Regions from separate parts of the Homo sapiens genome. Here regions 1 and 3 are each linked to region 2. A link is a contact called in ENCODE Hi-C data. All regions are on one chromosome and are shown on one strand. Each heading gives the region's core, a stretch centred on a gene start or an enhancer-like site at or near the end of the contact. The rest is flanking DNA. Distances are from core to core; before and after follow the strand shown.

The links. A loop is a pair of places that touch in the nucleus more often than their neighbours do. Pooled maps may share reads with other maps.
Region 1: a map of naive thymus-derived CD4-positive, alpha-beta T cell shows a loop between it and region 2 (16-fold over the local background). The contact joins the promoter of CDK6-AS1 here to the promoter of PEG10 in region 2. A Hi-C loop is called at or near these places in 1 of 168 maps with a recorded cell type or tissue (naive thymus-derived CD4-positive, alpha-beta T cell), 2 of 37 single-sample maps with no recorded cell type and 10 of 50 pooled maps.
Region 3: a map of GM12878 shows a loop between it and region 2 (2.7-fold over the local background). The contact joins the enhancer-like site here to the promoter of PEG10 in region 2. A Hi-C loop is called at or near these places in 1 of 168 maps with a recorded cell type or tissue (GM12878), 3 of 37 single-sample maps with no recorded cell type and 15 of 50 pooled maps.

What each region holds. Positions count from the first base shown.
Region 1 is chr7:92,834,373-92,838,584 of GRCh38, forward strand. CDK6-AS1 (CDK6 antisense RNA 1) reads left to right here and starts at 2,111. Exons shown (of 2, transcript NR_110088.1): 1 at 2,111-2,191. CDK6 (cyclin dependent kinase 6) reads right to left here and starts at 2,201. Exons shown (of 8, transcript NM_001145306.2): 1 at 2,106-2,201. RefSeq lists silencers at 784-1,033, 2,144-2,503 and an enhancer at 1,614-1,693.
Region 2 is chr7:94,654,306-94,658,670 of GRCh38, forward strand. It overlaps PEG10 (paternally expressed 10), which reads left to right and starts at 2,020. Exons shown (of 2, transcript NM_001172437.2): 1 at 2,020-2,286. The coding sequence starts at 2,282. SGCE (sarcoglycan epsilon) reads right to left here and starts at 1,828. Exons shown (of 11, transcript NM_003919.3): 1 at 1,685-1,828. The coding sequence starts at 1,793. RefSeq lists enhancers at 1,176-1,953, 3,223-3,272, 4,052-4,346 and a silencer at 3,743-3,982.
Region 3 is chr7:95,687,168-95,691,042 of GRCh38, forward strand. The region is part of intron 2 of LOC105375409 (a long non-coding RNA gene); the gene reads left to right. Among named protein-coding and RNA genes, the nearest start is that of DYNC1I1, 83 kb to the right of the region's middle. Within about 2 kb of position 1,929, at least 2 of the 41 ENCODE cell types and tissues checked have a DNase peak (open chromatin) inside an H3K27ac peak, as active enhancers do.

The DNA.
Region 1 (4,212 bases), core at 861-3,360, 1.8 Mb before region 2:
AGTCTCGGTTGGAAACGGAATTCTCTCTCCGGCTGGGAGGACCTCCCTGGTGGAAACCTTGGGAAGACCAGCCATCTGGTCGGGGAGGGTTGGGGCTTATCGGGGGTGGGCGAGCGAGCGGTCCTGGGGGAGGGGAGACACCGTCCCCCACGGGATCCCAAGGGTGGGAGAAAGGGGTGTTCGCCACAATTTCGCTTGTCGTCTCCTTAAAGAATAACTTCAGGAAGGGGATAGCATAATCGCGCCTCGTCCTTAAGTTTTAAACTGATTTCGACCTGAGCAAAACTCAACCTCCCTTTCAAAGGGTGGGGGGTGGGGGGTTAAATCCTGCGCCTCCAGGGGTGAGAGAGAAGGTCTCTGTCCTCGGGGCCCGGACTCGCGAACCTTTTCCCATTCCCAGGACCTCCCCGCTGTAGGTAGCAGAGGTGGCTGCCCCATTCCCCCTCCGGCTAAAGGCCCGGTCCAGTCTGCAGCCGGACGCCCCCGGAGCCCTCTGCACAACAAAGCGCCAGAGTAGGGTACCCTAACTTTCCCTCCCCATTCAGCAGCTATCTGGGACCTAGGGGGCCTCCCTCCTCCAGGGCCGCCGCGGCCTCGGCAGGACTTTCACCACGACGGCCGCATGTCCGGAATTCCCGGGGCACCTCGGAATTACCTGCCTCGCAACCGCTGGCCCGCTCGCCTTTTGCCAGGAATTAAACAAACGGCGCGACCCCCACGATGAGCGGGTGGAGCGGACCGCGGCGAGAGCAGAGCTTCTGGCACTCACTACATTCAGAACTTTCCTTAAAAGCCGAGGAAAGAGCCCCCAGGGACTGCCCGGGGGTCTGAGCCAGGTCGAGGGCCACACAGGTAGCCGGGGAGCCGCCGCCGGCCGCCCAACCCGCCTGTCCTGCATCCCCCCAACCCCCTCCCGCTCGAGTCTAGCCCCGGGCTCCGCAGCGAAGGAAGCGTCGGGGACGTCCCACCCCCGCAGGGAACTGCGCCTGCTGCCCCCGCCGGGCCCCGCACTGCCCTGGCTCTCCCCCCACTCGCCCCCCAGACGGTCGGCTTCGGCGGAGAGAAACGGGAGCAGCAATGCCTTTTCCCCCCCTCTCCTCCACTTTTTTTTGTTGTTGTTGTTGCTTTCCCACGCTGGCTGAATGTGACTTGACCCCATTTCAAAAAAAGTTTGACATAGTGCTTCAACATTTCCGCATTCCTCCGCGACTACAAAGGCTGCAGCCGCCTCCTTCTGCTTTCTGTCTCTGCTCTCTGTCTTCACACTCAATGAAATCCTTCATGCGCCTCTCCCGAAGCCTGCCAAGCACCACAAGGGTCGCCACCAGCACAGCGACAAGAGGCCACACCGGGGACCGCGACTCCCGCGTGTGCGCACACGCAGATGCGCCCATATGCACACGGACGGGCGCGCTGCGGGGACCAGGGCTGCTCACTGCGGGGCGTGTGTTTAACTCCAATATTTTAAATTATAAAAGTAAACTTGGAAACTACAGCAAACGTGCGTCTTCGCGGGGCTCCAAGCCTGGGCACTGGCCGGCTGCGTGCACTTTTCTGTGTATAACACGCCCGCAGGAAGCCTGCGTTAACATTTATCTCGTGGAGGGGAAGGTGGAGCCCACACCCACACCTCAGCGAGCTGGAGAGGGAGTTTTCGAGGGGGAAATGCAAGCACATTCTCCAGCATGGAGTCCCTAGAGGCAGTGCATTTTAAACCCTAAATGTGAATTATTATGTGAGTGTCCGAGTAGAGTTCCAGTTCCGTTTGGAGAAACTGTATGAGGCGTGTTCCGTGTGGGTGTGTGTGCGTACGGATACGTGGAAGCAGGATCTCGGTGTCGCGGGTGTCCCTAGGCTGGGATCTCCCCCTCTCATCAGATAAGGAGAATCCTCTAGCTCCCCAAAACTGGCCCCCATAACCAATCCCGTCTCAGTTCGTAAGGGGTTAACCAAAGCCGATTCCAAGGAAACACAGGTCCCCCCCACCCCCCGCCACCCTCCACTTACCCCACCCACAGTTCTGCCTCGGACCCCGGCCAATCCCCCAGATCTCCCCCGGGACCCCCCACCCCGCAGCCCACCCACCCGAGCGCACAGCTCCTCACCTGAGGGGCCCAGTCGCGTCGGGCCTCCCGAGGGGGCTGCGAGTGTCAGTCGGCTCTCCGCACGTGTCCGCGGCCTCGCGGAGCAGGTAATCAGACTCTGGGGAAGGAGTTACCAGCACTCTCTCCGGCGAGGGGGTGGGCACAGCGGCGGAGGGCGGAGGGACGGCGGAGGGCGCCGCCCGCGCCGCTCGCTGGGGGCGGACGGGGGCCGCTGGGCTCCGGCCGGCGCTGGGGGCCCCAGCCGGGGAGGCAGCTGGGGCGACCGTGCGGGGTGGGGGCAGGGACCCGCGAAGCCAACTCTGCCGGAGACCCACCCCCCGGCGGGGCTGGGGGCTCGTGGCGCAGTGGCAAGAAAGTGTGCAAATTAAAGCCTTCCGGAGAGAAATGAGGCGGCCGAGTCCCGGCAGTGCTCCGAGCTCCGGGCTCCCTAGCTCCCTTCTACGAGTCGGGGGCTAGAAGGGCGCGGTGGGGGTGGGGGTGGGGGGGAGAGTTAAATGAAAATTTCCGGCTTTCGCTGAAACTGTAGTAGGGGGATCCTGCGACTAAAATAAGCGGCATTAGTGGGAGAGAGTGGGACGTGTCGTCGGGAGTCGGCGGAGTTTCCAAACCCAGGGTCGCCCAGAGTTGGGGTTTTGACAGGGTGAAGCGGGGGGCATCCTCACTGTGTGACGTGGACGGATGGGAAAAACACAAAACAACCAACAATAATTATGAGCGGCCAATGGGGGTGGTAAATACCAATACTTTCCAAGAAACTGAAAAATCAGACCAAAAAATAACTCTTCTCTTAAAAAAATAAAGAAAAAGTTTGGCAGGATGCCTTGCAGAAAAGAAAATACTAATCTATCCAAGCACTTTTCACTTTCAGCATGAGCTACATTTGTTTTGTTTTCCTTCGCTTCCTTTCTGCCTCACAAAGCCCTATCTTTTCCTTTTAGACAGAGGATATGGTTTGGAAATTGTCAGGCACTCTTATGGTTAACGATCTACTTGAAGGGGCTGGCGGGCTCACAATTATTAAGTGGTTAGTAACTGCTGAGGGTTCACTAACGTATTTCAGAGGAGCTAAAAAGACTAAAATTTAGTGTAAATAATAGAACTGCAGATAGTAGATACATACACAAAAAGAGGAGTGCTCAGTTTAAATGCATTATTGGAAATCTGAAATTTGAAACCTTGTAAGAATGTATACTTTACCTGCTGAGAAACCCTTGAATACAATTATTTCAGGTGAAAATTAGATTTTGGAGAAAAAAAAGTCTTTAAAACTTTCTACAATGGAGTAAAAGAAAACTTGAAATAGCTGTCTTTTTGGAAAGAATTTGGTGTTCTCCCCAAAATCTCTATCTGTAGAATACTTGAAACCCTTTAAAACATCTTAAAGCAAAACTTTTCACAAAATTATTTACTTAAGTGCTTTGTAGAAAAATTAAAACCTGGCAAAATTCTGTTTGAATTGGAAATACTACTTCTATAAATCTTTTGACTTTAAAACCATGTTACTAATCTCACAGTAAATCAAATTTTTGCCTTTATAAAACTGATTCTATGTTATAGTGTGAGGTAAGGCTAGGGAAATAAAAATTGATGCATTTTCAGTAGCACATATTTTGCAATGCATTATAATACTTTTTTCTTTAAAAATAAAAGTGAATAATTGTATGTCTTTAAGCTTAAGATAATTCATAAAATACATTTGTGTTAAGAGCATGTCTTCTAAAATAAGATCCAGTTTTCTGAACAAAATTTGTATTTATAAAGCTATCTATAATCTCATATACCTTATAAATTTAAGAAGGCAAATCATTAGATTTTATATTTACATAAAAATATTGGATCACTACAAGTCACTAATTAGACTTTAAGCCAGAGACACAAGTGGGAATCCTCCATTTTGATAATTGTTCACACTTATCATTTGCCTTTTAAAACAAGATTTACTTGCTGGTAATTAACATGTTTATATAATCCAGAAATAATTGCCAGCAAATAGGAAGCAGCACATCATGGCTAGAATTTATTTGAATAAATCATTTATTAAAAAAATAGTAAGCTACAAATATTAAATTAACAGAGAAGTGTCTTTTCTACACTGGGTTGAATTTTT
Region 2 (4,365 bases), core at 770-3,269:
GAACTTTAATTTTTCCTGCTTTTCATCTATACTGGTTTTAAATCTCAATTTTTAGAAAAATAATGTCTCAGTTAACTAGGTGAAGTAACTTTCGAATTTAAACAAACAAACAAAACTGGTAAGAATTTGACAGCGGTCACCAGAACAGTACTCTACCAAGCATAAGAAATCCTGGAATTATTCTATCTTGCAGAAGAGGGTGAACATCCTAAAGATTAAATTAAAAGGCACTTCTAAAAAGTATAATTGTGTTTACCCAACTTCCTAGGGAAATGTCTTTGTTAAAAAGCTGCATTTCATTCATTCATATTCCGGATAGTGGGCATTTTCTAATAAAAAGTAAAATCTCAGTAAATGGGCTACAGTTTTGTTTATTCCTAGAAAGGCTCTCTTTTAAAGTGCGGTGTCTGCAACGTTGTTATGACAATAAGTCAAATTCTTATTGATATTCCAAGTATAAAATAATCCGTAGCAATGTTACTAAAATGTGCTCAATTTTGCTCTTCAAATATGAAAGCGTTTCATCTGTGTTTCAGAAACCTAACTCAGCTGTAGACAATTTGGTTTTCCCTTTTAACTTAAACTTGTTTTACTAAGATCATCAACAGATTGTCAGTTTCCCAAGCACCTGACACTGAGGCGCTTAGATGGGAATCCGCGTTAAGGTTTTATTTAGCATCCTTCCTCATCAGAATTTTAGCGTCTTATCAGCCACTGCAATTTTCCCTGACATAAAATATATATGTTCATAGTACAAATGCACGCAAATATTTGTGGCCGAATCTCGGCAACCCGCTGGAAAGGATTAAACGTGCGGTTGCCGTGACTAAACGCATTCATTCACCCTACAAGATTTAGGAAAATGTAACGTTGCAAGGGAAGCAAGGTCTCTGTGTAAACCTCGTAATCGCCACCAAAAGTCGGTAGCTGGGAGCCTTCAAAGCCCGCCAAACACACTGGAAGCATCCACAGCTGTTTTAAATTGGTTTTGGTTTCTGGAAATAGCGCACTCGGTACGGCAGCATCTCTGGCCTCCAGCCGGGGTTAACCCTGACCTGAACGCCCTGTTTAGCTCCCAGCATTTCATGATTCCGCTTCCCTGCTCCGTAAAACCGAAGAAAACCGAGATTTCCGTCACCGAGAAATGCACTTAGCAAGAGGGGGAAATTCGGTGTTTTAAATGTCACATTTTTGTGTTCTCTACCACTATCAAGAAAAGGAAAAAAGATGTGTTTGTGTAGCGGGGACGCAGCTTGACACCCATTTCCTTTGGCTCGCATCGCGGTCGCAGAGCCCAATCGCGGGGAAACGGGCCCCCCAGAAAAACAGGCAACGACCCCCAGCTCTTTGCTACAGGGATCGGGAGAGGACTACCCTGGGGCTGGGCGGGGAGGGGGATGTTGGGAACAGGAATTGGAGATGGAATTTCTGCGCCCGCAGAGCAGGGAGGGGCCCGCGGGGGCGCGGAGAGGAAAAAAAGGCCAGGGGTCAAGCCTGGGGAGAGAGAAGCTGGGCCGGGGAAATGGGGTACAGGGTGTACTGAAGGAGGGGTACGGTGGGGTCCGGGACAGAAAGAGAGGCTGGTGCCCAAAGGGCGCGCTCAGGCGCCCGGAACCCGAGCGGGGGAGGGGGAGGCGGCGGCCTGTTGGCCCCGGGACCTCCACGTCGCGCGCAGGCCACTAACCTGTCAGCAAGAATGTGCCAGTGGTCGCGGGGCTCATCCTGCGTGTCCCCCGACCCTGTCCCGTCCAAGCACAGGGGTCTCCCAGCTCCCACCACCGGGGCAATTGCATTCTTGGCCTGGCTAGGCCGTCCGTCCTCGATTCTCCCCTCCCCTCCCTTTCTTCTTCCCTCCCAGCTTGGCCAGTTCAGCATCAGCATCCCGCACCCCCTCGGTAATCCCGTACTCCCTCTAGCGGCGGGCCACTGCAGCGTGGCCACCGCCCCCACCCCCATCCCCCATCCCCGCACCCCCCTCCACCCCCTAGCCCGCGGAGCACGCTGGGATTTGGCGCCCCCCTCCTCGGTGCAACCTATATAAGGCTCACAGTCTGCGCTCCTGGTACACGCGCTTCAACTTCGGTTGGTGTGTGTCGAAGAAACCTGACTGCGCCCTGAGGAGAACAGCGGAGAAGGTCCACCGAGCCTGGCGAAAGGTCCGCTGAGCGGGCTGTCGTCCGGAGCCACTCCGGGCTGCGGAGCACCCAGTGGAGACCGCGCCTGGCTCAGGTGTGGGACCCCATCCTTCCTGTCTTCGCAGAGGAGTCCTCGCGTGGTGAGTATGCGGTGAGGACGTTTTTTTTTTAAAGATCACGTTCATTCCCCGTGCTTATCGGGAGCTGCGGGAGATGGAGTAGCACCCCAGAATGTCTCCACGCAAAACTTGTCACGCCTTCACTGGCTGTACCCCAAAACAAATGGGGAAACCAAGCCTTAAAGGCTTGGGTTTCCAGGACCAAGTCCAGATACGGGCTGTAGACAGAGATGAGCTGCGGACAGTGATGAGCTGCAGACGGTCAGGAGCTATAGATCGATTTGCAATTTGCTCTTCAAATGCGCTACCAAGTGCCATGCTTTACAAACAGATAAGCGCTTCAAATGCGCTACAAACTGGCGCTTCAGATGCGCTACAAGCACGCTTCACGCGGGCGACAAACTGATGGGAGCTACAACTGGCGCTTCATTGCGCTATAAACTGATGGGCGCTTTATGTGCCACAAACTGACGGATGGGCGCTTCAGTGGCGCTACAATCCAGAACGAGGAGCAGCGATATAGGAGCTGCAGACAGAAAACTGAATTGCGCTTTACATGCGCTGCAAAATCTGAGCTGCAGAAGAGTAGCACTACAAAAAACGCTACAAAAACGATGCGATTAGCCAGCCCGACAACAGCGCTTCATTGCGCTGCGAGGCACATGAACTGCAGAGGTACATGAGCTGCGGAACAATTCACACCTAAGATGCACTACAAAGTGGTAAGAGCTGCAGAGGTACAGGAGCTGCAGACCGTTTGCGCTACAAATAAAGCAGCCGTAGTGGGACATGAGCTGCGGAGTACAATTCCTCTGTTTTCTTGGAGCAGGACCCCACCCTTTCACCTTTTGGAATGGCTCCCACTCTATTTTTCTGCAGGACGGTTCTCGCATGATGGTGCTGGTAGACAAAATGGAGCCCCGGGCAAAAATTAGTGTTTAACATTCTGCCCACACCATTCCCGCTATAGCAGTGGAGTGGAGGGGCACTGATTGGAGTGGAAATGGGAATCTTTTGGTGATGGCAGAGCAGGCTGCCTGCCTACTTGTGCTTGATTGAAGTGGCGGTGTAGTTGTGGTGGCGCGAATCAGCGTCCAGCAACAGTTTGTGGAAACTGTGGGTTTGCTGAGTATGGCGGGGGAATTGGATCTGTGGATTGCTCTTGCTGCATGAAATGAATCTGGCTTTGGTGACTGGTGGGAGGGGTTTGGGAGGGGGGATTCTGGCGGCGGGGGGGGGGGGTGTGCAGATACTCTGCAGCCCTGTAGCAGCCAGTCTCAGGCCTGCCCCGCCCATCCTAGTGTGCCTTCTCTGCGGTGCTTAGCGCCTCCTCCTACAGCGCCTCCTCAGAGCGCGCCTCCCCTGCAGCGCGCCTTCCCAGAGCGCGCCTTCTAGATGCGGCCTCCTCAGGCCCCTCCTCCCAGCTCCTTAGCGCCTGCCTGCCCAGGCCCCACCTCTCTCTGGCCACCTCATTCTGAGGTGAGCTGCTCAGGCCCCGCCTCTTCCAGGCCCGCCTTTTCTGTGGTGAGCTGCCCAGGCCCTGCCTCTCCCGGGCCCACCTACTCTGAGGTGAACTGTCCAGGCCCCGCCTCTCCCGGGGCCGCCCCCTCTGAGGTGAACTGCCCAGGCCCCACCTCTCCTGGGCCCGCCTCCTCTGAGGTGAACTGCCCAGGCCCCGCCTCTCCTGGGCCCGCCTCCTCTGAGGTGAACTGCCCAGACCCCACCTCTCCTGGGCCCGCCTCCTCTGAGGTGAACTGCCCAGGCCCCGCCTCTCCTGGGCCCGCCTCCTCTGAGGTGAACTGCCCAGGCCCCGCCTCTCCTGGGCCCGCCTCCTCTGATGTGAGCTCACCCAGATCCCACCTCCCCAGGCCCGCCTCCTCTTAGGTAGCCTGCTCAGGCCCCGCCTCTCCAAGGCTTGGCCCCTCCCTAAGCCTGCCTCTGCCGGGCTGGCCTATAGTCCCACCTCCCTCAGAGCCGGCTAGCACACATGCGCAGTGTGAACCCTCAGCCCCTCCCTTCAGGCGCCGGTCCTCTGCACCTGCGCACCTTCCTTGCCTGAGCCCTGGCTGTACAGCCCCGCCCCCCTGCGGTTTCTCTGCTGTGTTGGTTTT
Region 3 (3,875 bases), core at 679-3,178, 1.0 Mb after region 2:
TTACTGATGAGCAGTTTAACAACTCCTGAAGCAGGCAAATTAAACATATTTGTTAAGATGCAAATATATGTATCTTTCGACCCAGCAATTATGCTTTTGTGTAATTTGTCCCACAGATATATACTCAATCCTGTGAAATGAGGCATGTACAAGGCTATTCAGCATTGTTCCAAAGAATAAACAATAAGCATCAAACGTTCATCACTGGAGAAGTGATTTCATTTACATGGTGGAAAACTCTGAATCCATTAAAAGGAATAAAAAAAATTTTAGAAACTGATAATGGAAAGTTCTCTATAATATATAGCTGTTTAGAAAAATACAGGGAAAGAATATGAAGAACTTGCTGTAATTTATGCTTAAAGGGGTGGGAGAAGGAATCTATGTTCATGTTTAGTTGCATGTGCACTAAAATCTCTGGAAGAATATACAAAAAGTGGAATAGCATGGCAAAGGCTACGTAGAGGAACTTGGTAGAAAAGGGACAGAGATAAAGGGATTCTTTTTCAATGAAGACGTTTTTGCACATTTTAATTTTTGAACCCTGTAACTGCACAACCGATTCAAAAATGAAATAAGATTCCAGGGGAAAAGATTTCACTTCTATGTTGGAGCTGTGGAACTCTAAACCCAGGGGTGGGATGTGAGGGGTCCTTAGTTTGAATTGTGTGTAGACTAGACTCCATCTTCTAGAATTTCTAATCCTTTCCAGCCTTGAGGGAACCAGTTGCAGAGCTGATCAAGAAATATCCCAGGGTTACAGTGGCACCTACAGGACAAACGGAAATGTTTCAGCTTGTTTCTTGGTGCTTTTTTTGTGGAGCAGGGGGAGTCAAAGTTTAGGAGGACAGAGATAAGGAGGTGACGTTACAGTTGCTAGTTACTGCAAACATAATTTTTATACCAGTATATTAGAAGCTTAGACCTTAGAGCTAAACACCCGTGATTACAAACATCGTGGCTTTGTCACCTGCTCTTTGTTATACCCCTGTTGTATGGCTTTAGGTAAAGGAACTTAACATTTCTGAGTTATAGTGTCTACTTGAAATATGTGAAATATGCTGTCTATATTACAGGTTAATGCCTCAGTGTTTTAAGAGACTTATTTTACCAGAGAAACTCCAAACCTGGCAAACAAAGGCCTGTGAGTACTCAACCCTTAAGACAATCCTAAATGCCCCAAACCTATCCCAGCAGGAAGTGAGCTGCTAAAGAGATGTAGTCCACAGAGGAGGCCTCCAAACCTGTGGGCTACATCACCCAGAGTTCGTCAGGGCCACGGAAGATAAGGGACAAGGAGATCCTTGTGGAGAACTCATCAGGGCAGCCAGATTGGCTAAGGAGCTCACATCACCTCCAGGTCAGGATACTTTGTGTTTCCAGTCCTACACATCATGGGAATTGCTACGCACCAGGAATTGCTACACTTTTTGCTGCTTCCCATTCTCTTCCTTATCAAATGGATGATTTTTTTGATAATTATCCTATTCTTTCTCTGTCCCTTCATGTATTGCATTTGTGGTTATATTGGAGCCATAGTTTGCTGAGCCAGAAGGAACCACCACACCAGGGCCTGACTAAGAAGAATCACCCAGAAATCCTGGACTTGGAGCTATAACTAGATAAGTCTTTGTGTGGTCTCCCTCTGAGAAGAGGAAAGTGCACTTTCCATGGTATCTAATTATGGCTTCATTAGGTAGGCACTGGCGTTTTTGAAGGGATATGTGAGAGTAGAAGGGACAGTGTGTTGTTGAAGGTGTGAATTACAGCTAAAACCTCTGTTGTTAGCCAAGCCAGCGCTTAGTTGTCTTTCTACATTTAATGTCACTTTGATCTTCTGTTGGACACCTGGAATCCATGCCTCTCACATCTCTCAATTCACCTAGTTTGAGTGATTTTGGCTCTATCCCCGGCTCCAGAAGTGGTTGTATGACTCAGGCCTGGCCAGTCAGAACACTGCATCCTGTTCAATTCAGGTCAGAGAGACTCAGGGCAAGCAAGATCTCTCTGCTGAGATTGGAGCTGCGAGAATGAAGGGGAAAGGAGCCTGTCTAAGGACAGGGCCAAGACAGAGGGAGCTGGAGTGAGAGTGAGAGTGAGAGTGAGATTGAGAGAATGAGAGCGAGAGTGCGAAAGAGAAATCACAGTCGGGGGTGACATTTAAGCCTTTGGAGTAAGGCCCATTGGACATTCTCCATCTAGGCTTTTCAGTGATGAGAAAATAAACATCTTGCTTGAGCCAGGTAGACTGCGGCTTTCTATTGCTTGCAATCAAAACAGTTCTAAATCAAATGGCTCTTAAACCAAAAGATGCTCAAACTCATAATAATAAGAAAATAATTGATACAACTTTTTTTTTTAACTCTCAGATTGATTGGCAAAAATTCAAAACATACTGTGTTGGCCAAGCTTTTGGGAAATAGACAATTTTTACATGGCTGCCAGGAGCACAAGCTGGTACAAGCCCTGTGAAGGGCAATTTGAAAATGCCCGTAAACATGACAAATACATGTATCCTCAGATGCACGACAAAGTGAGAATTTTTCTGTTTTTTCATTATTTTTTTCTGACTGGCAGAGAAATTCAGCAGGAATTCTCAGATATATTTAGGTATATTGACACACATGCAAAATGGACCCTATACAAAACTTCTCATTTCAGTATTATTTTAAATGGCAAAACAATCAACTTACATGTTCATCAATAGAGAACTGGGTAAATAAATTTTGGTGTATCCATAAACTGGGAATACTTCAAAGCTAGAGAGGTGGGGGCAAAGAGGAATTTTTATGTACTGATATACAGGATTTCCAAGATATAGTATTATATGGAATAATTAAGACACAGAAAAAAAGGTGTTATAGTACATTATCATGCAAAATAAAAAGTTGCTTTTAAAGTATTTGCTTGTATGTGCATAAAATGGTCTCTGGAAGTATAAAAGAAACTAATAACTTTGCTAACCTTTGATATGTAATAGGTAAAAGGGAAATTTTTTAGCATATTCTTTTTATCATTTTAATTTGTTTTTGAGCCATATGAAAACATTACTTATTCAAAAACTAAATGAATATAAATTTTTAAATTTTCTCATTAGGACCTACAAGCTAAAGAACAGTTAAAAAACAGGCAGTGAAAAGATTCCAGGGGAAACGATTTCACTTCTGTGTTGGAGCTATGGAACTCTAAACCCAGGGGCGGGGTGTGAGGGGTCCTTAGTTTGAATTGTGTGTAGACTAGACTCCATCTTCTAGAATTTCTAATCCTTTCCAGCCTTGAGAGAACCAGTTGCAGATCTGTAAAGAAATATCCCAGGGTTACAGTGGCACCTACAGGACAAACGGAAATGTTTCAGCTTGTTTCTTGGTGCTTTTTTTGTGGGGCGGAAGAGTCAGTGAAACAACAGGCAGTGAAAAAAAAAAAAATACACCAATCTTACTGATCCAGGCAGTGAAATGCATAAGTTGAATGAACCAGCTTCTTCCATTTTCTATGAATATCTGGTCTATTGCAGCCCTGAGAGATCTGTGCTATAAAGCTGGAAATAGATGTTCTGTGATGAGGGTGGCACCTGCAGGACAAAGTGAGAATTTTTCCTGTTTTTTTTTTTTTGTTGTTGTTGTTTTTTAATTGTTTTCTTACTAGCAGAGGAAATCAGCGGAGCATGGAGAGGGCAGGTATTGAGCATGAATTTTCCCCTTAGAGTTGCTAGATGTAAAAGTTTTACTAAAAATAATGGAGACATTGCAAACAAAACTATTTTTATATAAGGCACACACAGAGAATCAGTGTGGAATAGAGAGGTAAAAGTAGACTCTGGTAACATATATTGGCTTTGTCACTCCCCAGCTTTGTGGATTTAGGCAAAAACCACA